Regions from separate parts of the Homo sapiens genome. Here region 1 is linked to region 2. A link is a contact called in ENCODE Hi-C or POLR2A ChIA-PET data. All regions are on one chromosome and are shown on one strand. The core of a region is the stretch at or near the end of the contact, and the rest is flanking DNA. Distances in the headings are between cores, read along the strand shown. Region 1 holds the start of CLEC2D (C-type lectin domain family 2 member D). Region 2 holds the start of LINC02367 (long intergenic non-protein coding RNA 2367).

What was found. Hi-C counts contacts between places; a loop is a spot of excess contacts on that map. ChIA-PET counts read pairs that join two places held with the same protein, here RNA polymerase II (POLR2A). Pooled maps may share reads with other maps.
Region 1: a map with no recorded cell type shows a loop between it and region 2 (14-fold over the local background). The contact joins the promoter of CLEC2D here to the promoter of LINC02367 in region 2. A Hi-C loop is called at or near these places in 12 of 37 single-sample maps with no recorded cell type and 10 of 50 pooled maps. POLR2A ChIA-PET finds 5 or more read pairs at or near these places in 2 of 52 experiments (activated B cell and activated CD4-positive, alpha-beta T cell).

What each region holds. Positions count from the first base shown.
Region 1 is chr12:9,668,463-9,672,477 of GRCh38, reverse strand. CLEC2D (C-type lectin domain family 2 member D) reads right to left here and starts at 2,765. Exons shown (of 5, transcript NM_013269.6): 1 at 2,683-2,765. The coding sequence starts at 2,743.
Region 2 is chr12:9,366,003-9,370,230 of GRCh38, reverse strand. LINC02367 (long intergenic non-protein coding RNA 2367) reads right to left here and starts at 2,767. Exons shown (of 4, transcript NR_120479.1): 1 at 635-2,767.

The sequences.
Region 1 (4,015 bases), core at 1,516-4,015, 300 kb before region 2:
AGGTCACTGACAAAGGGAAGTCCATCAGATTATGAATTTTGAGTGCTACAATATGCCAATGTAGGTTATTAATTGTAATAAATGTACTGCTGGTGAAGAATGTTGATGTTAGAGACTGCTATGGTTTGAATGTGTCTCCAAAGTTCATGTGTTAGATACTTAATCCCCAATGCAATAGTGTTGAGAGGCAGGTCCTTTAAGAGGTAATCAGGTCATAATGTCCTTATAATGGGAGTGGGTTTACTATCACGAAAGTGGATTTGTTATAAAAGCAAGTTTGGTGCCTCTTGCTCTCTCTCTTTCTTATGCATGTGCTCTCTTGCCCTTCCAAATTTTGCCATGGGATGATGGAGCAAGATGTGTTTCTCAGTCTTGAACTTTCCAGCCTCCAGAACTATGAGCCAATAGATTTTGTTCATTATAAATTACCCAGTCTTGGGTATTCTGTAATAGCAGCACAAAACAGACTAAGACAGAGTCTATATATGTGTGGCAACAAGGAGAAAATGAAAAAAAAAACTACCTTTCTCACAATTTTGCTGTGATCCCAAAATGGCTCTAAAAATATGGTCTTTAAACAAAACAAAAAAGAGCAAAAGGAAAAAGGATATACTAGCAGCAGATCTTACAAGAATATCCAAATTTAAAGAGCCATCAAACCAGTGGTGAATTTAAATTTCCCTCCTCTAGTATCACTGCCCCGAACTTAATACAGCCAGAAACATGGAATTGAGCCTCTGTCAGCATAAAGAGAGGGCTCCAGGAGAAGCACTAGAGGTATGGTCTGAGGAACAGAAAAGCAAACTCCTATCTCAAATAGAGTGTGAAAATACCACGTTTATTTTTTCTCCCCCTCTTGTCTACATTCTCATGTGCCTCAAACCTCAGGCAATCTGATGATGGTAGGGGAAACTACAGCAACATGCAATAGCCAAAACCTTGAGAAAGGTTAATCCTCGGCCGGGCGCGGTGGCTCACGCCTGTAATCCCAGCAGTTTGGGAGGCCGAGGCGGGCGGATCACAAAGTCAGGAGATCGAGACCATCCTGGCTAACACGGTGAAACCCCGTCTCTACTAAAAATACAAAAAAGTAGCCGGGCGTGGTGGCGGGCGCCTGTAGTCCCAGCTACTCAGGAGGCTGAGGCAGAATGGCGTGAACCCAGGAGGCGGGGCTTGCAGTGAGCCGAGATCGCGCCACTGCACTCCAGCCTGGGGGACAGAGTGAGACTCCACCTCAAAAAAAGAAAAGAAATCTAAAGTCAATCCTTTCCATTCAGTTGAGCTGTAGCTCCATGAGAGTGGGGCCAAACCTCTTGCTTTTTTTTTCTTCTTTCTCACTGTCCGTCTGCCACATGAGCTTAAAGATGCAGCTATAATTGCAGAAGTATATGGTTCATCAGAATAAAAGGAGGCCCGCATTTCTAGCTGGAGGATGGAAAGGAGAAGCCCCTGGGAACCTGAAAGTACGGGTCAGATGGTGAAGAGGAAGAAACTTTAGAAAGAGACCCATGAACATTATTCATAAACTCCTGGATTCACCTGCCCCTCAACTTATGCATGCCTAGATATGGTTCTAATTGGCACACTAAAGATGCTAAGACCTGAACTAATGAGTAGAGCATTGCACAGTTCCCAATTTCACCCCTGGTTGATGCACATGTCTGAATAGCACTACAAAGGCTTTCAGAATGGAACTGACATTGGAACCAGATCCCACAGATTGTCTTCATCTCACCAGGGTGATTGCTTGCTAAAACAATAGTATCAATATACTCCAAAATTTAAATAAGATCCAGTCTAACTAAATATTTGTTCAAAATGTTCAAATTACAATCCAAAATTACACAGTATATGAAGAACCACGAAAATGTCAACTTCCATGGGGAAAGAAAACACAAGCCAAGGAGGACATGACAGAGATGTTGGAACTATCCGACAAACAGTTTAAAGCATTTGGTATAAAATGCTCAAAATACCCAATGAATGAAGAAATAAATGAAGTCATTTAACAACATTTAGAGTTCATCTTTTTCTGCCTCTGAATTACCTTTTCTCCAAATTGATTACCTTTTAAGTTGGGAGGAGAAAACTCCAAACTTTTAAGTCCTAAGTTATAAAACCTTGATATTCCCTAACTGTGGCAAAAGTCATTTTTTTCACTTACTAAAGCATCATATAAAGCTATATATATATATATTTCCAGTGCATCCAATGTAACATAATTCCATTAGAATGCCCTACTAAGTTTCTACTCAACCTTTGTTACTTTTTTGATTTGTAAATGTCCTTTACATACTATTTTCTACCTTTTCTCTCTTAAGAGCTTCCATGATAGGTTTTCTACCTATGTAATAATGATGGTATCTTGTATCTGAGTAACACTTTAGAGTTTGTATAGATTTTTTTTTAGTGAAATTAACTGTTATTTTCAATCCTAAACTTAACCTTATCTCATTGTCTTACATCTTTCTCTCATTGTTCCCTCTCCTTAGTTGTTAGAACTGGGAATATAAATATATGCATGTTTTACACAAATTATAAGCCAATTTATGGACTCCCACATTCCATCTCTTATCCTTGAAAACTTTTTACTAGATCAGCACCTTTCCTGTGTGAGCCCATCACTACCACTACCTTCCCATTCCAGTCCTCACACTTACTCTGTAGAGCCCAGCTTCTTACCTGGGTTTGCAGGCAATTCAGATGGTGTAATGTCTTTCTCCACATTGTTACTGTCATGCATTTTGCCTCCAGTTTCTATGAGTGATCTAAACCACAGTCTCTACGTTTTCAACCCCAAGAATGATTCAAAACAAAACAAAAAAAAAGCCCAACGACTAAAACGTGTAAGTGTGTAACCGCCCCAGTAACTCAAAATGTCAAGCCTTTAAGTTAAATATAGCTAGAGGAACAAATGAAGCATAAATTGTTTCAAAAATCAGCTCATCACAACAGAATAAACTGGTGTTTGTAAGAATTTTAAAAAGTTGAAGCTACTTCTCTAACAGTATTTTGGTTACGAAAGAAACTAATGTTTGATAACTTAAAATTTCTTTGACTATTAAAAATTATAATTGTATTTTGTGCGGTACAAAGCAATATTATGATAGAAAATAAGAATTTATTGAAAGGAAGGAGTTGGCTCTCAGAGGAAATGAATGTTAGGTAAGTAAAGACAACAGCAATTTTAATCTCAAATTAAAATTCATTCCCAAGAGTTTACGCTCATTCAAAAAATATCTTGTTTTCAATTTCTTCAAGATATTTTGGGAATTTGCTGCTATGGCTGCTACAACAACTTTTCAAAAATGGGCTTGAACGGTGTGCAGCTTCTGTGCTCCCTCTGGCATGATCCAGGAGCACAGAGGCTCTTTAGCAGCAAGAGCTTCTTGTCAGATGTGTTGATTTCTTGTATATAAATGCCAGTAAGGGCACCTTTTACTAAAATATAATTTATAGTAATGTGCACAAATCATAAGCATACAACTAAACACATTCATTAAAAATATAACATGTAACAAGTGCCTAGATGAAGTATATCTTAAAACCACGTAAAACAATACCAACACGCTATGTGCCCTACTCATGTCCTGCAACGCTCATTACCCCAAATACAATCTCTATCTTAACTCTGACAACATATTTTCCCTGCTTTTGAATTCTATACAGTAGCCCCCCTTACCTGTAAGAAATAAGTTCCAGATTGGACAGCTATTGCCTTTATCAAATAGAAATGAAGTTGCATTAGGACTGAGTTCCAGTTTCTGTAAGATTTTATATATCTTTTTCTTTACTATTTCATCATTTCTAGTTTGTCCTAGGACCTATGATAAAGCCTTCTAGTAATTCCATCTGAGAACCTGCTTTTTATCAAAGCTGCTTCTCTTTCTTGGAAGTTGAATTTGGTTTTGTCTCCTGAACAACATGTGATTGCCAAAAGTTCAAGTCTGTTTTTCACATAGTTCTTCCTAACCTCCTTTCCTGTGAAATTTAATAATTTGAAAATTGCTTGAGA
Region 2 (4,228 bases), core at 1,518-4,017:
TCTTTTAGTCTTCTGATTGCCATATTGCTCACCAAATATGTTGTGTCAACGTAGAATTCCAGCAGCTAGTATGGAAGTGCCTGTCTCACTGAATCTTCACCATCATTACATATTTTCATTAAAATAAGAAAACAAGCTATTGGAATGTCATTGTGAAGATAAGGCATCATCCATTTAATTTGAATTAATTGGAATCTTCTTAATGTTACAAAATAAGTCCTATATGATTTGAGAAATTTTTATTTTCTTTTGGGGGAATTATTTTCAATGCCTTTTATCCTTTTTTAGTGTGATTCTTTTTCTCAAATTTCTAATAATAATTTTTTAAGAGCTAATATTTTTGAATGTCAATTAGTGTGATAAGCTCTGCATATATGATTGCTACAGTGCTATTAGGTAGGAGCAATCATCACCTCTATAAGGAAAGATACTAAGACACCGATAATTCAAATAACTTATCAACAGTAATGGAGCTTGTTGATGAAAGAACCGGGATTTAGACCTAGGCTGTTCGGCTTCAGAGCTACTCTCCTAATCAATAACTCTCTTGCACTTTACATAAACAGTTAAAAATATTAATATTTGCCATATTTGTTAAACATTTTGTTTAGTTGATTACATGAAAATTACTTGCCTTTGAGTATTTTCAGCAGACTATTAGAGATACATTGGGTAAAGGGCCGTCTAATGAACATGCAAGGGGAGTTCTTAAGGATGCCCCAGAGATTCTTGGAAACCAGTTTTCAGCCTTTTTTTTTTTTTGGTAGTATTTAACATCTTCTTTGGATTCCAGCAAAGTGATCCTAAAATTTTTCTCAGTTTCAATGAAGAGCAGTTGAACTTGTGCCAGAATTCAATTTATGTAATAGATGAAAGATTGTAGATTATCCATGTTAAAAATGATGGGATAATCAGAACAGCTTGGACAAATCCAGGATCCTAAACAGGCTTCACTAGAAAACTCTACACAAAGCCAGAACTTGCAATGGCATTAATATCTCATTTATTTATCTGCACAGTAGTATGCTAAAAAAAACTACAACACATTGTTTGGGAGAGCAAAACTGTTTCTCAAGCATGGCCTTTGAAAAAGACTTGCTAACCAAATGCTTACATGGAACTGATGGTTCCTTAGCACTACGTCAGGTTATAATCCATGATCCTGATTTCTTGAAACTTCTTTAATATATTCTGGGTAGACTTACATTAAAAAGTAAATTAGTATCAGTAATAATAATATCCTGCCAGGCTGCCAGGCAGCTAGACTGGAACTATGCTTGCTACAAAGTTATTTCCAGACAGACTGTGAGCACACTGTGCCTAGAAGTTCACATCAATTTTATAATACTGTGTCTCAAATTGTATGATACTGTGTCTGTGCATTGCTTCTTTAGTACTTCCTGGGATTTAGCTTGGAATGGCTAGAGAAAATGAGCAAATTAGATTATTTTAGTAAACAAACTCAGAGATGAATTAGGCTTTTAAGAGAGGAAAAACACTTACAGGTGAAGGTATTTTAACAAATCGCTTTAGCATCCATGGAAAGCTTTCAAATCACAAACAAAGGGAGAATACTTATCCTATCCCATAGAGATTTAAGCTACATGTCTCATGGGCATATATTAGCCTGCCAATAATACTAGGGTGCGAGTTTGATTGTATACATGAGAAACATTAAAAAGAAATAATAAGAAATGTTTAGGCATAACATTTGTGGCTGAATCTTAGTCTGGCTTCTATATGATCATCAGACGTGACAGATGATTTCAGTGATATGAGTTGAGACAGAATCTCAAATGTGTTATGAAATTTTTAATAGAAAGAGAAAAAGATGAGTGGGAAGGAAAAAGCACAGACTGTGGAGTGAGGCAGATCTGAGTCTGAATTTTAGTTTCATCAATTACAATGTGGAAAAGTGAGTTGCTTGACCTTGAACATTTTACAGATTGAGAAATTGAGGTTTAGAGATTAATTTGCCCAAAGTCTCATAGCTAGCGAGTAAGAAGCTAGAGGTTTCAAACTGGGGACTTTCTGATGTCAGAGCTCAAGCTTGTCACCACCGTGCTCCTGGGGAAACGGTCAGGAGAAAGCCAAGTTTCCAGGAAACTGGAATGGCCGCAGTGAAGAATGACCCTCTTATATCCTGCTGATTAGATGACCAGACTTGGTCATCACAGACTTTGAGCATCACAGTGGAAGAGGGGCCAGAAGAGGAGGGCAGTTTCCTGTGTTGCTCCGGAGTTGCCTCATGTTGCCCACATTTTTCTGGGGCTGACATATATTTTTCCAGTAGGTGTGACCTGAGGGTGTTGGGGCTTTACTTTTGTGCTGGTGCAGGCAGTTTTCAGGCTCATATAAACACTCACTCGGCTGTTTATTTATTCATTCAACAAGCATTTCTTAGACACCTCCTCTTCTAATTCTTGGGCCAGTAAATAAGTATGGTCCCTGACCCAACAAATCTAGCTCAGGTTCAGAGATGCACAACCTCATTCCAGCAAAGCTTTCTGTAGATTATCGGGGGCAGCTCTTACTACCCTTGATCTTTCCCACTTCTCAGCTATTCCTGTACCAACAGAAAGCTCTCCCATGGAGGAATGGCAAAGAGATGGAAAAATGCGGCTGTGAATTGGGCTGAAGTTTTGGGGAAGGATGTGGAAGCCAGAGACTAACAAGAAGTTTTGATAGTGGGTGTGATGTCCCTCCCCCTCCCTGCTGTTCCATTTCCTTGGGCACTTAGGCTGGTCTCATGATCTAAGGGCCAACTGCTCATGTGAAAATCCATCCCAGCATCCTCAGCTCAAATAACTGCTGCTTGCCACACGCCTGCCCCAACGGAATTAACGGAAGCTGCTGATAGCCCTGCTGACCTCATTGGATGGAACCGTGTCCTCAGCAGACAGGAGCTCCTTCCTCTTCTGAGTGAGACTCCCTCCTATCTTGGAGCAGGAAGTCCTCTCAGGAGAAGTCCAAGCTTCAGACAGAGAAGGAGCAGGTGCCATTCATTTACTCCCCTCAGTGTTGACCCAAAAGGCAGAGGCTGAGACGCAAAGCATAATTTAAAGAGTTTACTTGAGCCAAAGTGAGGACAGCTGCCTGGAAGACTCAGACCCAAGTACTCTTGGCTGTGAGCTTCCTAGAGCCTTTGTTCCAAGCAGGTTTTTAAAAACAAAAGACTGGGACCGAGAGAGTGGGCTGGTACAAAGTTGTTGATCAGGAACTCTCTTTGGATTACAGAAACAAAATTGATGAGCAATTGGTTATTGTTAAGTTATAGGATGTGGTTTATGCTTCTGGTGAGACACTATAATAATCCTAAATTAAAATTAATTCATAGCTACTTGTGGCAATAGCAAGCAGTTTTAAGAGATGAATACATAGCTCAAAGCGGGGAGTAGGGTGTGATTGCTCTCATTTTAACGTCTCTCCAGGCCTCATAGTTTAAAAAGGATTCACCTTCCTCAGATGAAAGCTCTTTAGGTTTTGCATCAGGAACCTCCTTTTCTGCTTTCTTGGAGGGTCAGGATGGGTCCCATGAAGAGCTGCTGGTGGGGACAGACAGAAGCCAAGGAGAGGCCGGGCAAGGAAGCTGAAGTGCTTGGCAGGGGGCAACAGTCCCCTGCCTGCAACCAACGTTAAAAAACACTGTCACTTCAGGCCGAAAGTGGTAGAAACCAGTTTGTTAAATCACACGAATGTATATATTAGGCATGCCTGGCTAGTCCTTTGCCAAGAGATCTTGTAGCATAACTGCAGGCAAATAGAAAAGACATGAAAATCGTTAATCACTGCACAAGCTTAGGGATCAGTTCTTTTTGGAGGGTGGTGAGTGGTGGAGGTACTGGAAAATGTGTACAGAAAGAGTGAAATAAGTGGAAGAAAGGCCCTAGGACTCAGGGTTTGCTTACAGTGGGATCAGAGACACCTGGAAGGATGAAGACAAAAATCCAGATTATAATTGGCCCTGGGAGTGAGACTTCATGACAATTGTGTTACCTTGAGAATTTCTTTTTAGTTCCTGGCTTCAGATTTAAGGTTATGGTTGATGGATGAATATACTTTTGGAATCTACTTTTGGAAGACCTTCTCTGGGCTGAAGTTGATAGCTAGGTTAAAATATCAAGGACTTCGGTAAATCTCTAGCAGAGCTTCACTACAGCAGAGAGGGAAAAACACCAGATTTAACATTTCATTCTTGGTGCTGCTGAGCTGTGTGCTCTAGGACAAG